Linked DNA regions of Homo sapiens: region 1 is linked to region 2. A link is an interaction called in ENCODE POLR2A ChIA-PET data of the cell type or tissue named here. Cell type or tissue: A673. All regions are shown on one strand. Links, peaks and the distances in the headings refer to the core of each region. The heading gives the core; the rest is flanking DNA. Region 1 overlaps RABL6 (RAB, member RAS oncogene family like 6). Region 2 holds the start of LOC124902311 (a long non-coding RNA gene).

Region 1 (6,226 bases), core at 714-5,713, 240 kb after region 2:
GAGATCCCACCACTGCACTCCAGCCTGGGCAACAAAACCAGACTCTGTCTCAAAAAAAAAAAAAAAAAAAAAAAAAAAAAAAAAAAAAAAAAACCAAAGGTAAGCAAAGAAACTGGTAAATATGTGGTGAAAATGAAATAAGTGTTGGTGGGTCAGGTGCGGTGGCTCACACCTGTAATCCCAACACTTTGGGAGGCCAAGGTGGGTGGATCACGAGGTCAGGAGTTCACGACCAGCCTGGCCAACATAGTGAGACCCCATCTCTACTAAAAAAAATACAAAAATTAGCCAGGCATGGTGGTGCGTACCTGTAGTCTCAGCTACTCGAGAGGCTGAGACAGGAGAATCACTTGAACCCGGGAGGTGGAGGTTGCAGTGAGCCAAGACTGCATCATTGCATTCCAGCTTGGGCAACAGAGTGAGACTTAATCAAAAAAAAAAAAGGAAAGAAAAGGAATAAGCGTTGGTTATGTTAATCAGTGGTGATCATGATTTATATAGGGTATATAAAAGAAGAAACTACCAGAAGTAACACAGCCCAGGGTGAAGCTGGACAGTCAAGGCGTTCAGATCTCTATATTATTATTAAGAAGAAGTGTTAACTTCAGACTTCACTGCAGCAGATGTGAGTGTTGAAAACTTAAGGGTTCCCAAAGTGTAGAAACAGGTTGCAAATCTTCCAAATAAATACCAGGTAGAAAGAATACTTTCTGAAAACCACCTTGTCCAGGCCGGGCGCGGTGGCTCACGCCTGTAATCCCAGCACTTTGGGAGGCCAAGGCGAGTGGATCACGAGGTCAGGAGATCGAGACCATCCTGGCTAACATGGTGAAACCCCGTCTCTAATAAAAATACAAAAAATTAGCCGGGCGTGGTGGCGGGCGCCTGTAGTCCCAGCTACTCGGGAGGCTGAGGCAGGAGAATGGCGTGAACCCGGGAGGCGGAGCTTGCAGTGAGCCGAGATGGTGCCACTGCACTCCAGCCTGGGCAGCAGAACGAGACTCCGTCTCAAGAAAAAAAAAAAAAAAAAAAGAAAACCACCTTGTCCAGCTTTAATCAAAGGCATAGAAGGCTGGGGGAGGGGCAAGGGAACCAGAGCTGTAACTAAAAATCATAAAATAACATGGCAGCAGCAGTTGTCAGTAAACAGAACTCACCAGCTCGAAAGAATGTGAGATTCGAGGAATTTTTTTTTCTTTAATTTGGCTATGTGGTGTATAAGAGACACATCCAAAACATAATGGTGTCGAAAGGTTGAAAGTTAGGAGTTGGAAACAAGACACTAGGTAAACATTAACCATAAGAAAGCTGCTCTAGCTATAGTCCTAGTGCTACAGCGACAGTGATGCCATATGCAGAATATACTTCAAAATGAAAGAGAGCGGGTAGAAATGTGAAGGGTTACCGCAGGCTCAGAGAAAGTCTCTGGACCTGAAGGCTCAAGGAACATTGATTAAAGTGGACCATCCTCACTGGTGCCGTGGCTTATACCTGTAATCCCAGCACTTTGGGAGGCCAAGGCAGGAGGATTGCTTGAGCCCAGGAGGTCGAGACCAGCTTGGGCAAAAAGCAAGACCCTGTCTCTAAGAAAAAAATAGTAAAAAAACTAGGCATGGGGTGGTGGCTCACATCTGTAATCCTAGCACTTTAGGAGGCCAAGATGGGCGGATTGCCTGAGCTCAGGAGTTTGAGACCAGCCCGGGCAAAATGGTGAACCCCTGTCTCTACTAAAATACAGAAAATTAGGCATGGCGGCTTGCGCCTGTAGTCCCAGCTACTTGGGAGGCTGAGATGGGAGAATCACTGGAATCCAGTAGGTGGAGGTTGCAGTTAGCTGAGATCACACCACTGCACTCCAGCCTGTGCGGCAGAGTGAGACTCCATCTTCCAAAAAAAAAAAAAAAAAAAAAAAATTAGCTGGCAGATGTCTGTAGTCTGAGCTACTTGGGAGGCTAAGGTGGGAGGATCACTTGAGCCCAGGAGATTGAGGCTGCAGTGAGCTAGGATGGTGCCACTGTGCTGGCTCTAGCCTGGGTGACAGTGAGACCCTGTTTGTAAAAATAATTTTGTTGTTTTTTTTGAGACGGTTCTGTTCTGTTGCCCAGGCTGGAGTGCAGTGGTGTGATCTTGGCTCACTGCAACCTCCACCTCCTGGGGTTAAGCAATTCTCCTGCCTCAGCCTCCTGAGTAGCTGGGATTACAGGTGTCCACCACCACACCCGGCTAATTTTGTATTTTTAGTAGATACGGGGTTTCTCCATGTTGTCCAGGCTGGTCTCGAACTCCTGAGCTCAGGTGATCCGCCCGCCTCGGCCTCCCAAAGTGCTGGGATTAGAGGCGTGAGCCACCGTGCCCGGCCAATAATAATTTTTAAAAAGCAAAAATAAAATCAAAGGAAGGTTTAGAAAATAAAGGGAAAATCTCACAGCAAAATGACAGCTGGTAAATGATATGAAAAAAATAAACAGAGGCTGAGTGTGGGTGTTGCAGTATCCGAATAATATATATTACGAAAAGAGAAAAATATCAATGGAAATTCAAGGAAAAGTGCGGCCAAGACGTCCTTCAGTAGATGAATGGATCAACTCCGTGCATCCAGATGGTGGAACATTATTTAGTCCTGAAAAGATGTTCTCAAGCCGTGGAGAGGCCTGCATGAGCCTTAAGTGCGTATCGCTGAGTGAGAGAAATTATTCTGTGTGACCCCAACTCTCCGACGTTCTGCAGAAGCCAAACTGGCCAGATGCCTGGAATGAGCTCCCCGCGTTCATGAGGGCTGGTTTCCGGCAGTGGCATTGGGAGGCTTTGTTAACATTGGTTCTTGTGCTTGTCTGCCTTGTTTAAGTTCCTTACAAAGAGCATGTGCCATTTTTACAAAATGAAGGAAGTGGGTTCTGTCCCGTAGGGTTGAGGAGCCGAGATGCGGGGACCAAGGGACGTCAGCGCGTTGGTTCTGGCCGCGGGAAAACGGGCGGTCGCTGTGACCGTCTCTGCGCTCTCCGCGTTGCTAACGCCCCACTCCCGGGAAAGACCCGGAGACGGGACCACCGCATGTGGAAACCACCGGGAAGCACAGCGCGTGGGCCGCCTGAGCGGTGCCGGGGCGGGGAGGCAGGGCCGCCGCTCAGGCCGTGGACCTCGGGGCCGCGGGACGGACGTGGATGGCGCCGCCGTTCTCTCGCGGGCCCAGCGAGGCTATGCGTGCGCGGCCCGGGCAGTCTCTGCGAGCCCGGGCTGCTGCTCATCTGGGGGGGACGGCGGCCGCCCGACTGAGCCCAGAGCTGTGGGCCGCGCCCGGGTTCCTGCCTCGGGCCGGAGGAGGGAGGGCGCCGCGGCCCGTCTCGGGCCTCCCGCCGCGCTGGGGCCTGGCTCCCTCCTGGCTGCGCTGAGCGCCTGCGGCTCCGCTTGGGGCTGCTGTGCTCTCCACAGGCCGGGCCGCCGGGCTGGAGGGCGCTGCAGGCGGCCTCTGTTCTCCAAGTTCTCCGCGGGAGAGGGAGGGGAACGAGGGCCCAGCCTTCCGCGGGGTGGGCTCGGCCGGGAGAAGCGCGGAGCCTCCTGGCTGCCCCCAGCCGGTGCGGCCGCCACCGTGGCCGTGAGGGCGCCTGGGTCCCCTCTGGAGGTTTTGCCGCAGCGCTGGCCGGCGCCGAGATATGACCAGAGGCGTTGAAAGTTGGCGCGTTGAGGTACCTAGGATGGGCGAGGAAATGAACAAGCTTCAGGGGAGAAGAAATGACTGTGGGAACAGGTGCCTTGAGGTAGAGGGAGGGGACTGGGCCAGGAGAGAGGAGCCGGGTGGGGCACAGGGACAGCCCAGGGTCCCTCAGAGCTTCGAGGCCGGGCGCCCTCTGCGTTGGGAGCTTGGGGTCCCCCTGACAGAAAACCTGGGGGGGGCGTTGCGGGAGTGAGAGGAGGCTGCAGACCTGACACAGATGGGGGAGCGGGCGGGAGGCCCGAGACCTGGGGAAGTGGGAGGAGCCTGCAGACCTGCTCCTTGGTTGCCTCTGCTCCCCACCAACCCGGCTCCCTTCCCTGGCTTCCCTGGCTCTCCCCTCCTGGAAACGTGGAGGACGGCCAGGGCTTCTCTCTCCCCCGTGCCTGTGGTGGGTTCACCAAGGCCTGTGTGAGAAGCTCTCGGGGTCTGCCCAGGTCCGAGGGCAGCTGTCTCAGTGCTGGCTGCTGCGTCCGCACAGCTTCTCGGTCATTCTCGATCCTGTTCTTCCAGCACCTCCGCAGGCTGGGTGTTCTTAGTCCAGTCGGGTGCCAGGTCCATCCCCATCTCCACCCGTTCTGAGCCACCTCCCGCCTTTGCTAAGTCCGTGCTCCCCTCCCAGCTGCCCTCCCTCCCCCATCACATTTTCAAAACAAGCTGGGCAGTGGCCTCTCCAACCCAGCCCCGGAGCAAGCAGGCCCAGGCCCGGGGCTACCCGGCACACACGCGTTGTGCGTGAGCTGGGATGCAGGCCCCGCGTTCTGCAGAATTGTGCACTGAAGACGCCAGGGCTCGCAGTGGCTCACGTCTGTAATCCCAGCACTTTGGGAGGCCAAGGCGGGCGGATCACGAGGTCAGGAGATCGAGACCACCCTGGCTAACACGGTGAAACCCCGTCTCTACTAAAAATACAAAAAATTAGCTGGACATGGTGGCGGGCGCCTGTAGTCCCAGCTACTCGGGAGGCTGAGACAGGAGAATGGCGTGAACCCGGGAGGTGGAGCTTGCAGTGAGCCGAGATAGCACCACTGCAGTACGGCCTGGGCAAAAAAGCGAGACTCCGTCTCAAAAAAAAAAAAAAAAAGACTCCAGGGCTGCAGAAAACCTGGTTAGGAGCAATCCGCAGAAGCCTGGGGTGCTGTGGAGAGCTCCTCAGGTGGTGGGCCCTGACCCTGAGGGTCACCAGGGGTCCCAGGGGTGGGCTCTAGGGCAGAACCACGTCCTCCAAGTAGAAAGCCTGACCTGGCTCCAAGTAGAAAGCTGCCCCCTGGGCCCGGTTCGCCGTTGATGCTCTGTGTGCTGCCAGGTGTCCTCCTGATGGGAGAGGTTGCCATGGTACCCACCCATCGTCTTCCTCCCCTGCCTGCCGGTCACCTGGTCTGATTCTAGCAAGAAAGATGAAACAGGTGGCAGCAGAACCGGCTCTCCTTGTAGTTGCTCTTAAAGCTGCAGCTTGGGTTCGGTTCGTTTAATTTGCCTTTTCTTTTTCTCTTCCCGTCCCCAGTGAAGATAGTGATCCGGGGAGACAGGAACACGGGCAAGACAGCGCTGTGGCACCGCCTGCAGGGCCGGCCGTTCGTGGAGGAGTACATCCCCACACAGGAGATCCAGGTCACCAGCATCCACTGGAGCTACAAGAGTAAGTGTGGTGGGTGCCCCAGTGGGTTCGGGCTCCAGGCTTCTCCTCCCTCAGCCCTGGTTCCTGGGAGATGCATTCCCCAGAGGGGGTCTCCCCGAAGAGTTCTTGTCTGTGAGGGACCCTGCTGACGTGGGGGCCCTGGCGTGAACTCTGGGGCTCTTTTGGGGTGGATCACCCTGCTGCCTGAGTGAGCTTCATGAAGCCCCACTGACCTGGGAGGCTCAGCTTGGGGCAGCGTTGGCCGCAGGTGAGTGGGCACGCGGGCGCCTCGGGGGCTGAAAAGAGGTACATTCCGAGGAGCATTCCCTTGCCTGCACCCTCTTGGTGCACATGGTATTTTTTCTTGGGCCCCAGCCCGACATCTTCTCCACCACCAGAAACAGTAATAAGACCTTTGTTTGAGCCTTGCCCTTGTGGAAAGTTCGTGTCACTAAAAGGTTCAGTGAGGTGGGCTTGATGGTGGGATAGACCCCTCCCCCAGGTCTCAATTGGGTGTGGGTGGGCTGGGCCTGGGTAGATGCGGGAAGGTGGGGGAGGTGACAGCTGTGGCGAGGCTCCTGCTGTGGGAGGCAGAGCAGCTGCCCTGTGTGTTCAGAATCGTGACAGCAAAAAGCCTTGGGGCTGGTTTTTTTGTTTGTTTGTTCGTTTGTTTTTTGGTTTGGTTGGGTTTTTTTTTTTTTTTTTTTTTTTTGAGACAGAGTCTCACTGTCGCCCAGACTGGAATGCAGTGGTGAGATCTCGGCTCACTGGAACCTCCGCCTCCCGGGTTCAAGCAATTCTCTGCCTCAGCCTCCTGAGTAGCTGGGATTACAGGCGCCCGCCACCACACCCAGCTAATTATTTGTATTTTTAGTAGAGACGGGGTTTCACCATCTTGG
Region 2 (6,226 bases), core at 932-5,931:
CACAACCGTCAGCACCGGAGTTTATTGGGCACCTCCGAGGGGCCGGGTGTAGGTGGAGTCCGAGGGGCCAGGTGCAGGTGGAGGACCTGCCGTTGTTGTCTGGTTTTACCCTCTCTCGTAAGGCTGGGCCTGAGTCCTGGCGAGAAGGGCAAGGCGCGGAGAGGCAGTGGACTGGCCTGAGGCCGCACCACCAGCGGGGCGGGGAGGACCAGGTCTGGAGCCGGGAGGTCTACACCTCTGGGGTCTGCTGATCTCCAGCTCTGCTGGCCTGCAGTGTTTTGGCTGCTGGCCTCTGCTGGGAGCTGGGGGAGGGTGGGGTGGCCTGGCAGAGGCCGAGGAGCCCAGCCCCACTTGAATCCAAGGCCGCGTGTCTGCAGGTTGGGGGTATCAGGGAGCAAGTCCAGCCACCTGGAAGAGGAGCCGAGGCAGAGGCTGAGGGTCCAGACAGAGGCCTCCTGCCTGCCCAGCTCTGCCAGTCGCTGTCACACACCGATGCTTGCAGAGACATAACAGGGTGTGGAGGTGACCGGGTGGCCTGGCAGGACCCCCAACAGGCACAGTCACCCGGGATCCGGCAGAGGACACCTTGTCAGGGCAGGCCTTGTGTGCAAAAACAGGTGCCGCGGGCCCAGCCTGCCCAGCCTGCCCAGCCTGGGGCCCGGACTCCACAAGATCTGGGGCTGCACCCAGCCCCCTGCCAGCCCCCTGCCAGCCCCCTGCCAGCCCCCTGCCTTCCCTCCATTTTCACCACCACATGCTTCTCTCTCTCCTCGTTCAGTCTCCCTCCCAAAGCTTCATTCCTGCCCGTTCATCAAGCCGTGTTTGCACATGAGGTGCTGTGCCAGGCCAAGGACCTCACTGCCAGCTGGGCCTGGCAAGGAGAGGGGAACTGACTCATCCTGGGAGCCCAGGGTGGTGGGGCTTTCCCCACTTGGGCCAGGGTAGTGGTGAGGAGGCTGTCTCCGGAGAGGCTGAGGTGAGGGCAGGAGTAGCGAGAAGATTTAGGGTCGTGGCAAGGCTGGCCTAGGCCCTGTGGGGTGGCAGGAGAGGGCAGAGCCCGGGACTCGGGTCCCCACTTCCAGCGGAGGCTGGGCTGTCAGGAGGGCCACACCCTCATCCACTCCTCAGTGCCCCCTCGTCCACTCCAGAGGACACAGTGGTCCCTGCCTCTTGGCCTCCCACCCTTGGCTCACAGCGCTCTGCTGGGAACTCCCCTCACTCCCCTTGAGTAACTGGGGGCCTTTGTTCCCCAGAGCAGTGAGCCAAATGGTGAATGGTGGCCCCCAAGAGCCATGTCCACCTCCCAAGTCCCGGAACCTGCAGATGTGCAGATGGAAACTTGTTTTTTTGTTTGTTTGTTTGTTTGTTTTTGGAGACAGACTCTCACTCTATCCCCCAAGCTGCAGTGCAGTGGCACGATCTCGGCTCACTGCAACCTCCGCCTCCCGGGTTCAAGCGATTCTCATGCCTCAGCTTCCTGAGTAGCTGGGATTACAGGCATCCACCGCCACACCCGGCTAATTTTGGTATTTTTAGTAGAGACGGGGTTTCACCACATTGGCCAGGCTGGTCTTGAACTCCTGACCTCAAGTGATCCGCCCGCCTCGGCCTCCCACAGTGCTGGGATTTCAGGTGTGAGCCGCCGCAAAGCCCAGCTGGAAACTTACTTGGAATTAGGGTCTTCGCAGTTGTGATCGAGGTAGGGATCTCCAGCAGATGATATTATCCTGGAGTACCTGGAAGGGCCCTAAATCCAGTGACAGGTGTCCTTCTAAGAGGTAGAAGAGGAGGCACAGACACAGAGAACAGGAGGCCACTTGGCAGTGGCGTGTGGAAATCTGAGTAGACAGTGGCTGAGGCTTCCCCCGTGCCTGTCGGCCCCATCCAGGCTCCAGGAAGAAGGAGGTGTCTGTCCTTTTCTCTCTCACGCTGTGTCCTCAGCACCTAGAACGTAACAGGTATTTGTCTGCGGATGGACACAAAAAGAGGCGAGACTGGATCAGAGATCCCAGCGAGCAGCGCCCAGGCTCCAGGGCCGGAGGAGCTGCGGGGCTCGGACAAACCCCAGGTGCTGGCGGCATCACCGCGGGCTCCTTTGACTTCAAGACCCATAAGTGTAAGGCCGGGTGCGGTGGCTCACGCCTGTAATCCCAGCACTTTGGGAGGCTGAGGTGGGTGGATCACGAGGTCAGGAGATCGAGACCATCCTGACTAACACGGTGAAACCCCGTCTCTACTAAAAATACAAAAAAATTAGCCGGGCGTGGTTGCGGGTGCCTGTAGTCCCAGCTACTCAGGAGGCTGAGGCAGGAGAATGGCATGAGCCCGGGAGGCGGAGCTTGCAGTGAGCCGAGATCGCGCCACTGCACTCCAGCCTGGGCGACAGAGCGAGACTCCATTTCAAAAAAAAAAAAAAAAAAAAAAAAAGACCCGTAAGTGTTCCCAGTCTTCCAGAAAATGCTGATTGCATCTAAAGAAGTAATCCCATAAACTGGAGGTAAATCTGCGCAAGAACGCGGGCTTTGGTTAAGATGGTTTTGGACAGGTGGAAACCAGCCAGCTCTGACGGTTCCAGCATGGGAGTGTGTGGCACGTAGGCATCCCTATCGTGACCATGCAGTCATCGCGCTGCGCTGCTGGCCTGGCACCTCCCGGATACCAAACACCCAGACAGCACCTCCTGCTGAAATCCCCACAAACACGGCCGGGGGACACTGAGGCCCAGAGGGTGGGGTGTGGGGGTGGCCTCGGGGCATGAGCCAGGCTCTGGGCCCCTCCCCACACCGGGGCTAGCTGGCTAGCTATTTCTCTTCCTGAGTGATGAGAACTTCGAGGCAGGGACGTTCTCTGAAAAGCCAGATACAACCTGAGCCCGCTGTGGTGCAGCAGTCGAGCCGCCGGGCGCCCCCACCGCTGTGGCCCAGGAGCCCTGCGCTGGGGAACCCTGATTTCCTGGCGGGAGGCTGTGTCTGTGGGACTCTGATTCACAATAGCGGGAAGATTCAAAGTGACAGGGTGAGGCTGTCAGTCCCAAGCCATGTCCCCTGAGAACACCATCAACCTGGAGTGTAAAATGTGACAAGGAAGAGGCTGGAAGGGGCCGCCCTCCCATCCCACTCCCCGGGGTCCGTGGGGCAGACCTTCACCTGCAAGTTTGCAGCCTGGACCAGGCAGCTTCTCAGGAAGCCCAGCCGGGAAGCTCTGTTGGGGAGCACTCTCCCCACCCAGCAACGTTCAGGGGCCTGGCCTGGGGCGGGGCCTGTAGTCAGAGGTCCCCGAGGCTGGGGGCCCACATGAGCCCAGCAGGGACTGCCATTCCCAAAGAAGTTATTTTTATGCCATAAGTGCTTGTGGGAAAGTGAGGGGGACCCATGGGAGGCAAGGGAAACATTGAGACCCCAGTCACGGGCAAGAAGGAAGGAACTGTTTGCTCCAATGAGGCTGCGCCCACCCCAGCCTGGGGAGGGACATGTGGGCGGGGCACCACAGGAGGAACAAGCTGGCCTTCTCCCACCTGGCTGAATGCCAGGGGTCAGGGGGAGGGTGGTGGCCCCACATCACAGGGCCCCTGGTCCTCCCAGGGGATGTGGCTGGGCGCTGGGGGAGGGGCTTGGAGCTCCACACTGGGGCCAGGCGCCTGGCCTCCGAAGGAGATGTGGGGTCTCTGGGACCCTCACCTCTGCCTTTAGCTCCGATTCAGGGCTCATTCTGGCCACTGAGCATGGCCGGGGATGGGGGCCCTGCCCCACACACTGGGTGCTGAAATGAGCCTGTTCAGACAGGACCCACGCAGTTTGTCTCCCTCAAAATCCAGGTGCCTCCTTCAGTTCCCAGCTGTGTTGAGCCACCTGGGGCCCAGGGCAGCCCTGGCAGGGCAGGGATGGTGTCTGCCCAGCTCTGCCTTCGGCCAGGCCCCCAGACCGTTTGAGGCTTCAGCCTCAAACCGGGACCTCCAGCAGGGTGAGCCTCCTGCAGGCAGTGCTCTTCCCCTGCGCTCACCTGCAGCCTCTGGGGCCCAACCCAAGACCCGCTTAGAAGGTAGCACATCCTGCTGGGAATACCCGCCCCTGCCTGGGCCTCCCCTCCCTCACCCCTACCTCTCCTTCACTCAGTCACTCGCTCGCTCACTCATTCACTCACTCCTTCACTCAATCACTCACTCACTCACTCATTCACTCACTCATTCACTCATTCACTCACTCATTCACTCCTTCGCTCATTCATTCACTCACTCATTTACTCACTCATTCATTCACTCACCCACTCATTCACTCACTTGCTCATTCACTCACTCACTCATTCCCTCACTCATTCTCTCTCACTCCCTGACTCATTCACTCACTCACTCATTCCCTCACTCACTCATTCCCTCACTCATTCCCTCACTCATTCTCTCACTCACTCCCTGACTCATTCACTCACTCACTCATTCACTCACTTATTCCCTCATTCATTCACTCATTCACTCACTCATTCACTCATTCACTCGTTCACTTACTCACTCACTCACTCGTTCACTCACTCATTCACTCACTCACTCACTCGTTCACTCATTCACTCACTCACTCACTCGTTCACTCACTCACTCACTCACTCGTTCACTCACTCACTCACTCATTCACTCACTCATTCACTCACTCACTCGTTCACTCACTCATTCACTCACTCACTCGTTCACTCACTCATTCACTCACTCACTCACTCGTTCACTCACTCACTCATTCCCTCACTCACTCGTTCACTCACTCACTTATTTGCTCACTCATTCACTCACTCACTCATTCACTCATTCCCTCATTCACTCACTCACTCACTCGTTCACTCACTCACTCATTCCCTCACTCACTCGTTCACTCACTCACTTATTCGCTCACTCATTCACTCACTCACTCATTCACTCATTCCCTCATTCATTCACTCATTCCCTCACTCACTCATTCACTCACTCACTCACTCATTCGCTCGTTCACTCACTCACTCATTTGCTCGTTCACTCACTCACTCATTTGCTCACTCACTCACTCATTCACTCACTCACTCATTCACTCACTCATTCACTCACTCACTCATTCACTCACTCATTCACTCACTCACTCATTCACTCACTCGTTCACTCATTCACTCACTCACTCACTCGTTCACTCACTCACTCACTCACTCGTTCACTCACTCACTCACTCATTCACTCACTCATTCACTCACTCACTCGTTCACTCACTCATTCACTCACTCACTCGTTCACTCACTCATTCACTCACTCACTCACTCGTTCACTCACTCACTCATTCCCTCACTCACTCGTTCACTCACTCACTTATTTGCTCACTCATTCACTCACTCACTCATTCACTCATTCCCTCATTCACTCACTCACTCACTCGTTCACTCACTCACTCATTCCCTCACTCACTCGTTCACTCACTCACTTATTCGCTCACTCATTCACTCACTCACTCATTCACTCATTCCCTCATTCATTCACTCATTCCCTCACTCACTCATTCACTCACTCACTCACTCATTCGCTCGTTCACTCACTCACTCATTTGCTCGTTCACTCACTCACTCATTTGCTCACTCACTCACTCATTCACTCACTCACTCATTCACTCACTCATTCACTCACTCACTCATTCACTCACTCATTCACTCACTCACTCATTCCCTCACTCACTCATTCCCTCACTCACTCATTCGCTCGTTCACTCACTCACTCATTTGCTCATTCACTCACTCACTCATTTGCTCACTCACTCATTCATTCACTCATTCCCTCATTCATTCACTCACTCATTCACTCACTCATTCACTCGTTCACTCACTCACTCACTCGTTCACTCACTCACTCATTCACTCATTCACTTGTTCACTCACTCACTCATTCACTCACTCATTCACTCACCCACTCATTCACTCACTCATTCACTCACTCATTCACTCACTCACTCATTCCCTCACTCACCCATTCACTCACTCACTCACTCACTCATTCACTCACTCACTCACTCATTCACTCACTCATTCCCTCATTCATTCACTCATTCACTCACTCACTCACTCATTCACTCACTCATTCACTCACTCATTCACTCACTCATTCACTCGCTTACTCACTCACTCGCTCACTTACTCATTCACTTGCTCACTCACTCGCTCACTTACTCGTTCACTCACTCACTCCCTCGCTCATTCACTCCCTCGCTCCCTCACTCACTCGCTAACTTAC

The links. ChIA-PET counts read pairs that join two places held together with the same protein. Peaks named below come from ENCODE experiments on the same cell type or tissue, not always from the same donor. Only the 100,000 strongest peaks of a DNase experiment are listed, where the experiment ranks them.
Region 1: POLR2A ChIA-PET joins it to region 2 with 11 read pairs; 2 of 35 experiments call an interaction of 5 or more read pairs at or near these places.

Annotation. Positions count from the first base shown.
Region 1 is chr9:136,818,312-136,824,537 of GRCh38, forward strand. It overlaps RABL6 (RAB, member RAS oncogene family like 6), which reads left to right. Exons shown (of 15, transcript NM_024718.5): 2 at 5,214-5,348. Among named protein-coding and RNA genes, the nearest start is that of MIR4292, 9.5 kb to the right of the region's middle. RefSeq lists an enhancer at 3,980-4,868. In A673, for the core only: no CTCF peak of the experiment used is centred there; DNase peaks (open chromatin) are centred at 2,800 and 3,400; H3K4me3 peaks cover 856 bases; H3K27ac peaks cover 1,376 bases.
Region 2 is chr9:136,575,557-136,581,782 of GRCh38, forward strand. LOC124902311 (a long non-coding RNA gene) reads right to left here and starts at 2,121. Exons shown (of 2, transcript XR_007061866.1): 1 at 1,668-2,121; 2 at 1-408. RefSeq lists enhancers at 1,074-1,193, 3,234-3,760. In A673, for the core only: no CTCF peak of the experiment used is centred there; no DNase peak of the experiment used is centred there.